Regions from separate parts of the Homo sapiens genome. Here region 2 is linked to region 1. Evidence: chromatin contacts called from ENCODE Hi-C or POLR2A ChIA-PET data. All regions are on one chromosome and are shown on one strand. Each heading gives the region's core, a stretch centred on a gene start or an enhancer-like site at or near the end of the contact. The rest is flanking DNA. Distances are from core to core; before and after follow the strand shown. Region 1 holds the start of RPS3 (ribosomal protein S3). Region 2 holds the start of NEU3 (neuraminidase 3).

Evidence for each region. Hi-C counts contacts between places; a loop is a spot of excess contacts on that map. ChIA-PET counts read pairs that join two places held with the same protein, here RNA polymerase II (POLR2A). Pooled maps may share reads with other maps.
Region 2: a map of naive thymus-derived CD4-positive, alpha-beta T cell shows a loop between it and region 1 (15-fold over the local background). The contact joins the promoter of NEU3 here to the promoter of RPS3 in region 1. A Hi-C loop is called at or near these places in 1 of 168 maps with a recorded cell type or tissue (naive thymus-derived CD4-positive, alpha-beta T cell) and 7 of 50 pooled maps. POLR2A ChIA-PET finds 5 or more read pairs at or near these places in 2 of 52 experiments (activated CD8-positive, alpha-beta T cell and activated T-cell).

Annotation. Positions count from the first base shown.
Region 1 is chr11:75,396,517-75,400,920 of GRCh38, forward strand. It overlaps RPS3 (ribosomal protein S3), which reads left to right and starts at 3,002. Exons shown (of 7, transcript NM_001005.5): 1 at 3,002-3,061; 2 at 4,178-4,308. The coding sequence starts at 3,032. SNORD15A (small nucleolar RNA, C/D box 15A) reads left to right here and starts at 3,875; the gene lies at 3,875-4,022. RefSeq lists enhancers at 2,979-3,338, 3,565-4,404.
Region 2 is chr11:74,986,632-74,990,880 of GRCh38, forward strand. It overlaps NEU3 (neuraminidase 3), which reads left to right and starts at 2,302. Exons shown (of 3, transcript NM_006656.6): 1 at 2,302-2,523. The coding sequence starts at 2,430. RefSeq lists enhancers at 2,052-2,101, 2,382-2,571.

The sequences.
Region 1 (4,404 bases), core at 1,752-4,251:
CCCAGCACTTTGGGAGGCCGAGGTGGGTGGATCATCTGAGGTCAGGAGTTCGAGACCAGCCTGGCCAACATGGTGAGACCCTGTCTCTACTAAAAACACAAAAATTAGCCAGTGGTGGTGCATGCCTGTAATCCCAGCTACTCGGGAGGTTGAGGCAGGAGAATCGCTTGAACCCAGGAGGCAGAGGTTGCAGTGAGCCGAGATTGCGCTACTGCACTCTAGCCTGGACAACAAAGGGAAACTTTGTCTCAAAAAAAAAAAAAAAGATAGATCCACAGCTACCATCTCTTTGGTTCTTTGGTTCATCCACTTCTTTTCCTTTCTTTTCTTTTTTTTTCTTTGAGACGGGGTCTCGCTCTGTCACCCAGACTGGAGGGCAGTGGCTTTGACCATGGCTTACTGCAATTCCACCTCTCGGGTTCAAGTGACTCTCATGCCTCAGCCTCCCAAGTAGCTGGGATTACAGGCGTGCACCACCACACTAGGCTAATTTTTGTATTTTTAGTAGAGATGGGGTTTCACTATGCTGGCCAGGCTGGTCTCAAACTCACGACCTCAGGTGATCCACCTGCCTCGGCCTCCCAAAGTGCTGGGATTACAGGCATGAGCCACCGCGCCCATCCACTTTTTGTCATCTTCCCTGGTCCCTCTGCTCAGCAACCACAGAACTCTGTTAATTCCGTGATTATAGGACAGGTCACTTTACATCAGAGTTGTTTTAGAGCTGGAGTTAAACACTCCAATGGCTTCTAGGACCAGAAAATAACTGAGTGGTGCTGCCAGGGAGTGTGGCACCTTGGAAAGACTCTTTTTGTGTAACAGGAAAGGAGAGCACTGCCCATGAAGAAATGTGGGTTCACTATTTTGCTAGATATTTCTATATCCTTAAGAAAAACCTAAAATAGTTTTAGAGAGAAATACCCTGACTTTTAAATGAAGAAAACTATTCAAACTTAAAATAAAACTGTTGGCTGGGTGCGGTGGCTCACGCCTGTAATCCCAGCACTTTTGGAGGCCGAGGTGGGCGGATCACAAGGTTAGGAGTTCAAGACAAGCCTGGCCAACATAGTGAAACCCTATCTCTACTAAAAATATGAAAATTAGCTGGACATGGCGGTGCTTGCCTGTAGTCCCAGCTACTCAGGAGGCTGAGGCAGGAGAATCGCTTGAACCCGGGAGGTGGAGGTTACGGTGAGCGGCGATCGCACCACTGCACTCCAGCTTAGGCAACAGAGTAAGACTTCGTCTCAAAAATAAATAAATAAATAAAATAAAACTGTTATTGAAGTGTTTAGGGGTAAAGTTTACCAATGTCTGCAACTTACTTTGAAATGCCTCAAAAGATGTATTGGTGGGTGGCTACAGGGATGAGTAGATCCACGATAAAGCAACAGCAAAATATTAATTGTAGCATCATTCTCAATTCCCCCTCAGCTTGGTGATGCATACACGTACAGTTTTTTCAACTGTTCTGTAAGCTTCATTAAAAAATGAAGGGACATTTTTAATTTTTTATTTTTTTTAGACTGAGTCTCACTCTGTTGCCCGGGCTGAGTGCAGTGGCACAATCACGGCTCACTGCAGCCTAGACCTCCTGTACTCAAGCAATCCTCTCACATCTCCCTCCAGAGTAGCTGGGACTACAGGCACACACCACCACACCTGGATAATTTTCTTTTTTCACTTTTCATAGAGATGAGGGTGTCTCATTCTGTTGCCCAGACTGGTCTCAAACTTCTGGCCTCAAGCTATCCACTTGCCTTGGCCTCCCAAAGTGCTAAGATTACAGGCCTGAGCCACTGCACCTGGCTAGAATTTTTTTTAATTGAAAAAGAAGGCCAGGCACGGTGGCTCATGCCTGTAATCCCAGCACTCTGGGAGGCTAAGGCAGGTGGATCACTTGAGGTCAGGAGTTCAAGACCAGCCTGGCCAACATAGTGAAACTTCATCTCTACTAAAAATACAAAAATTAGCTGGGTGTGGTGGTGTGCACCTGTAATCCCAGCTACTCAGGAGGCCAAGGCAGAAGAATCACTTGAACCTGGGAAGTGGAGGTTGCAGGGAGCTGAGATCGTACTACTGCACTCCAGCTTGGGCAACCGGAGAGAAAAGAAAGAAAGGAGAGAAAGAGAGAGAGAAAGAGAGAGGAAGGAAGGAAGGAAGGAAGGAAGGGCGGGCCCATGGGACCTTCTGGGACTTCTGTTACAAATTGTAATGGACTTGATGAAAGTAAGGTGGGGTAAATGAGAACAACATAAAGGACACAGAACGCAGTCCCTAGGACACTTAGTAAGTATCAGGTTTTATTATTATCATTTGGAATGGAGGAAATGGGTACAGACTGGGGGACATGAGTTGTTTTGTTTGTTTGTTTGTTTGTTTGTTTGAGACAGAGTCTCACTCTGTGGTCCAGGCTAGAGTGCAGTGGTAGGATCTTGGCCCACTGCAACCTCCATCTCCCAGGTCCAAGCAATCCTCCCACCTCAGCCTCCCGAGTAGCTGGGATTACAGGTGCCCGACACCACTCCCAGCTAATTTTTCTATTTTTAGTAGAGACGGGGTTTCACCATGTTCGCCAGGCTAATCTCGAACTCCTGACCTCAAGTAATCCGCCCGCCTTGGCCTCCCAAAGAGGAGTCTTAAATGAGTTTCACTGAGGGATTTCAGCAGATTTTCATTACAGTGTCCACCCTGAAAGTGTAGGGGCCAGAGTTCCACGCTGGTTAATCTCTCTTGCTGTGTGAACTTATACCTGTAATTTCCACCTCTGCACCTCACATTGCTTGTTTTGAAACTATGAGAATTGAACTCTAAGGTCCCCTGAAGTTTAGAAGTCCTGCTGGATGAAGCCCCTTTCCTGTTCCTGCCTACATTCTTCTTTCCCTGGACGCCTTACTTACGTAAAAACTACATTTCCCATGAGCACCCACAGGCGTGCACGCAGCGCAGCCCTCCGTCGTCGCTCGCGCCCTTTATACTCACTTCCGCCCGCGAGCCACTTCCTTTCCTTTCAGCGGAGCGCGGCGGCAAGATGGCAGTGCAAATATCCAAGAAGAGGAAGGTGAGCCTCTGGGGACTGGGTTCGGAGAACGACGGCGCCGCGCGGGTCGAGGGCTTCTCGGGGTGCCACCGCGAGGCCTGCAGCTCCGTGGCCTGCCCTGGAAGCGGCCTAGGCTTCCTGGCGTTCCTGCGGGCCGCGGATGGCGGTGGATTGAGTGAGAGGCCCCAGCCAGGAGGGCGCTGTGTGGCCGGGTTCCAAGTGAAGCGCAGAGAGATGGGCACCAGGCGCCCCTTCTGTCCCGGAGAAGGCGTTTGTGAGCATTTGTCGGTCAACGGAATTAGTAAACGTGGTATTTTGAGGGCGTGTGTCATTTCCCTCATGTCTTATCCCGTGGTTTTGGGAAGAGAAGGCAGCAGTGTATTCTTGCCTTAACTGGTCGTTTCTGGGTACAGTCCGCTGGCCCCAGGACCTCAACTTGAAGGGTTGCTGACGGTTGCTTGCTCCGTCTGGGGACCCCGGGAGGAAGCTGCCTCGGATTTAACGCCTTGTCATTACATGGGATAGAACTGTGTAAAAATCATTAGCTTTAAAAATAGACAGTTTGTCATTTCGTATATACACTTCGATGTCAAAATTAAATCCACAACTTCTCGAGAGTTAGGATTTGCCAGCTCTGTTGGTACCGTAAAGCCAAATAACATGGCTGGGATTCTTTAGACGGTGCAGGTTGTGTCTACAAGTGAGAGAGCTTATATGTTAAGTCTACTATCTATTCCTTAACAGTGACAAGTACAGTGTCTTTGCTGTGCTGAATGAAGTGTAAATAGGCCATTAGAGCAGTTTCTTGTTTTGCATGTGGAACTGTTTTAAACCCTTCGATGAAGAGATGATGACGAGTCTGACTTGGGGATGTTCTCTTTGCCCAGGTGGCCTACTCTGTGCTGCGTTCTGTGGCACAGTTTAAAGAGCCCTGGTTGAAGTAATTTCCTAAAGATGACTTAGAGGCATTTGTCTGAGAAGGGTTGCTGCACTCCTGTTGGAACAAGGGTTTGGAACCATTGGTTGGAGGTATTTAGTTTTGGTGAGGGATGCATTGACTAATAAGACTAGACTGGCTCAGGCGAAAGTGAGCCTACACCGATCTCCTAATTTTGAACTTTGCTTTGTTTGGATTAGTTTGTCGCTGATGGCATCTTCAAAGCTGAACTGAATGAGTTTCTTACTCGGGAGCTGGCTGAAGATGGCTACTCTGGAGTTGAGGTGCGAGTTACACCAACCAGGACAGAAATCATTATCTTAGCCACCAGGTAAAACTCATTTGACTGGCCATCACCTATAATTGTTATAAATGCTAAGTTGGTTTATTTATTTATTTATTTTTTTGAGACGGAGTCTTGCTCTGT
Region 2 (4,249 bases), core at 1,052-3,551, 410 kb before region 1:
ATAGTCTCCTTTTCATTAATATCATTTATAACTTTTAAAAATGAGTCTTGCCAGAGGGTTTGTCCGGTTTATTAGATATGTCAAGACTAATATTTGCTTTTGTCAGTCCCCTCTATTGTACTTTGCTTCTTGTTTCATTTATTCTGTTCTTATTTTCATCATTTCCTTTTCTACCTTTTTGGGATTTATTCTGTTCTTCCTTTTCTACATTCTTAAGTTAGATCCTTAACTCATTACTGTTTTGTTGTTCTTATCTCCTGGTATAGGGTCTTTATTTGAGTTCTCCCAGAGGCAAGTTCTGAGACCAGGACCTGAGGGCAATAGTATATGTGAGAGATGCAGGGAGTGCCATAATGAGGTGGGAAAGTAGGAAGGGAAGAAAAGGTGAGCAATAAGGGTGTAGCTTTTAGTAGCTATTGATAATTGCTGTCTAGATTCATTAAATTCATTTTGTCATTAAAGGACAAAATGATGAAATTCTATCATTCATTTGGCATTGGTCAGTTAATTATTTTATGAAGGAGAACTTTTCCCCATCAACTATTTAGTTACCCAGAAATAGGGTTTGTACAGGAAAGGCAGAATAAAAAGCTGCTTTCCTTAGCAAACTCTGAGGTGACCAAAGTGACATTTTTCTCCATATGTCGATATGAACTTTCTTTGCAGTCCTTGTTCTTTTTGATGTTCTAATTTTTCCATATTTGGCCAGTGGAATCACCTTCAAATTGATTCTTACCTTCTTTTGACATGACCTGAAATAGTCTTTTATGGCTTTCTTGCTTTCTGTTAAGATGTTCTAGGCTAATCTTATAAATTTTCTTCCCTGCACCTAAAATCAGCCATTTTTTTCATGGAACCCTGGTTCCTTTGGGGACAAAATAGTATTTTAAGACCCATTATTGCCAGGCGCGGTGGCTCACGCCTGTAATCCCAGCACTTTGGTAGGCCGAGGCGGGCGGATCACGAGGTCAGGAGATCGAGATCATCCTGGCTAACATGGTGAAACCCCGTCTCTATAAAAAATACAAAAAATTAGCCGGGCGTGGTGGTGGGCGCCTGTAGTCCCAGCTACTCGGGAGGCTGAGGCAGGAGAATGGCGTGAACCCGGGAGGCGGAGCTTGCAGTGAGCCAAGATGACGCCACTGCACTCCAGCCTGGGCGGCAGAGACACACTCCATCTCAAAAAATAAAAATAAAAATAAAAAAGACCCATTATTTGGGCTTATTACGATGAGTTGGTCTCTGGTTCTAGGCCTTTTTTTTTTTCTTTTTTTTTTTTTTTTTTTTAGAAAAATACAGCAGGTTGTATTGAGGTTGGCACCTATGTTCTTTCAAAGAACCCTCATCATTTTGTGAGTTCTTTCCTTGTGGCACCACGATGTTCCAGGCTCATCTTGTATGTTCCCTGCCTCAGCACAGGATTTTTTTTAATGAGAAAAATATCACGAATTCAAATTTACAGAAGCTTTACATTTTTATGTCCTCTAAGTTAGCAGTCTGTCTTTCCTTTTATTGGCGTTTGTAAAATTTCTTCTTTTTAAAATTGTTATATTTTAGAGACAGGGTCTCGCTCTGTCACCCAGGCTGGAGTGCAGTGGTGCAATCACAGCTCACCACAGCCTCCAACTCCTGGGCTCAAGGCATCCTCCCACGTAGGCCTTCCAAAGCGCTGAGATTGTAGGCATAAGCCACCAGGCCCAGCCTATTACCTTTACGTTGTACTTAGTCCCAGATAAAAAATGACCTTAGATCAGTCCTTTCCTCTTTGGCTGGGGAGAGGGGGGCTTAAATTCCGGTACTGTGAAACAGAAGAATGGACTCAGTGCTATGTGACAAATCTATGTATGTAAATGTGTGTATATACACACACATAAATTATATATATGAATATATTTTCATTTTCATATTTTGCAAGGAGAGTAGCCAATGCTCTGGACCTCTGGTCCTTTTTGTAGGGTACCCTCTGAGGCCGGGAACCTTTGCTCAACTCTCAGGCTGTCCAGGGAAGCTTTAGGCGGTGATACCGAGCTACAGACCAATATAAGAGCTCGGGGCTGTGGCACTGAAGAGAGGAGGCGGCCGTTGGGAACTGAGGTGGGCCCAGGGCTTGAGCTGAGTTGGCGAGGGTGGAGGTGGTGCCGGTCCCACGCCGTGGTGGGGACCGAGCTGCGGGCTGGAGGGAGGGGCAGCGCCGAGGGGGCGGGACGGGGAGGGCTCGCGGAGTAGGCCAACGGTTGGCCCCAACCGCCACTGACTACAGCCTGCGCCCGCCTCTTTTCGTTGCCGTTACCTGTTTCCGGCAGTCGACACGCTCTTCGCTTCTCGGGGCTTGTCTCCGTGTCCTCCGTCTCAGTTGTTTCTCCCTCTCTATCCTCCTCTGTCTCAGTCTCCCCAGCCTTGGGGCCGGTGCCTCTTCCGGGCTTCGGCGAATGAGACCTGCGGACCTGCCCCCGCGCCCCATGGAAGAATCCCCGGCGTCCAGCTCTGCCCCGACAGAGACGGAGGAGCCGGGGTCCAGTGCAGGTGAGCGGGGTTGGGAGACAGGAGAGCTCCCCGAGGAGGACTCAACTGTGGGGACAGGTTGAGCAAGACCATCTGCGTTTGGGAAATCCAGCCTTGGATTATTGAGACAGAGCCACCTAGTCGGCTAGGATCTGACCTGGCCAGAGAATTCTTGGCTAGTCCTATTTTTATTCGTTCTCACAGAAGCCGAACTTAAACCTCAGAATTATCACTCCAGAGATGAAAGGGAACTGAGACTGGAAAAGCCCTGCTTACCAAAGGTCTCTGGGCGGCAGAAAGAGCCCTGAGCTTCAGTTTCAACTTAGGAGACCTGGGTCTTGGTCCAGATTTTACTGTGGAGTGGCGTTCAGTAAGCTTTGTCCCCATCCCGGGCCCGAGTTTTCCCATCTATACCATGAGAGGGTTTAGACTACAGATCTTCAAAGGTCTGGCACGTGGTAGGTGCTCCTTAAATATTACTTGTTAGGAGTGAATAAATGAGATAGGAAGGCCTCCTGGGATTCACTGGAGGCTCATTGGGTTAGTTGGAGGCTGTGGAATTACATTATTATAGTCTGAGAAGTAGGCGGTATTATCTCCATTTTATAAGTGAGGAAACTGAAGCTCAGAAGTAAAGTGACTTGCTAGTAAGTGTCAAAGATAAGTCAGACTTCAGAGTCCATGCTAGGCTATACTCTCTCCCAGTAAGAAAGCGGGAAGGACTTGATGGGAAAGTGATTATATCGAGCAGCAAGTAATCATTTGAATTCTCTGCTTAAATGAACCCCAGAGCAGGCCCATATCTGATTATTTTCTATCCCGTTTCCAGCACCTGATTTGTGTGAAACGTTTTGGGTGGCAATGCCAGAATCACCATCTATATTACTTCTGTCATCAACACGATCAGCATAATTACAAAAATTAATGGCTCTAATTGTTATAGTGATAATAAAGCATAAATGAAATTGTGAGGACATCAAAATTTATAATTAAAGACACCTATTAAAACAGCAGTTTAAAATTTATAAAACACTTTTGAGTGGTTCTTCATATTGATCTGCTTAGGTAGGTATTATTATCCATAGTTTACAAGCAAGGAATCCAAGACCTAGAGGTTGAGTAACCATCAAAACGTCATGCAGCAAGAAATGGAGCTGAGACTTGAATCCAGCCCATGTGACAAGTTGTGCTTCTCCTTTGGTGATTATTTCCCTATTTCCTCTCCATTTCCTTTTTTTTTTGAGATGGAGTCTTGCTGTGTCACCCAAGCTGGAGTGCAGTGGTGCAGTCTCGGCTCACTGCAACCTCCGTCTCCTGGTTTCAAGTGATTCTCCTGCCTCAGCCTCCCGAATAGCTGGGATTACAGGTGGATGCCACCATGCCTGGCCAATTTTTTTTGTATTTTTAGTAGAGATGGGGTGTCACCATGTTGGCCAGGGTGGTCTCGAACTCCTGACCTCAAGTGATCTGCCCACCTCAGCCTCCCAGAGTGGTGGGAATATAGGCATGAGCCACCGCACCCAGCCTCTTCCTTTCCTGTTCTGAGCCCTAACCCGCTCCATGCCTATCCTGTGCTCCATTCTTCTTATCACCTGGAGAATTCCTGTTTAGATTTAACTAATAGTCACATGTTGACTGATGATAGTAGTGTTGGTTTAACTTGTAATTAAGGTGTTAAGAGTTTAAAGTATGTTCTCTTTCAGCAATAAAGGGGGATTTAAATGTTTTTAAGAAAGGGAGTTGTAAT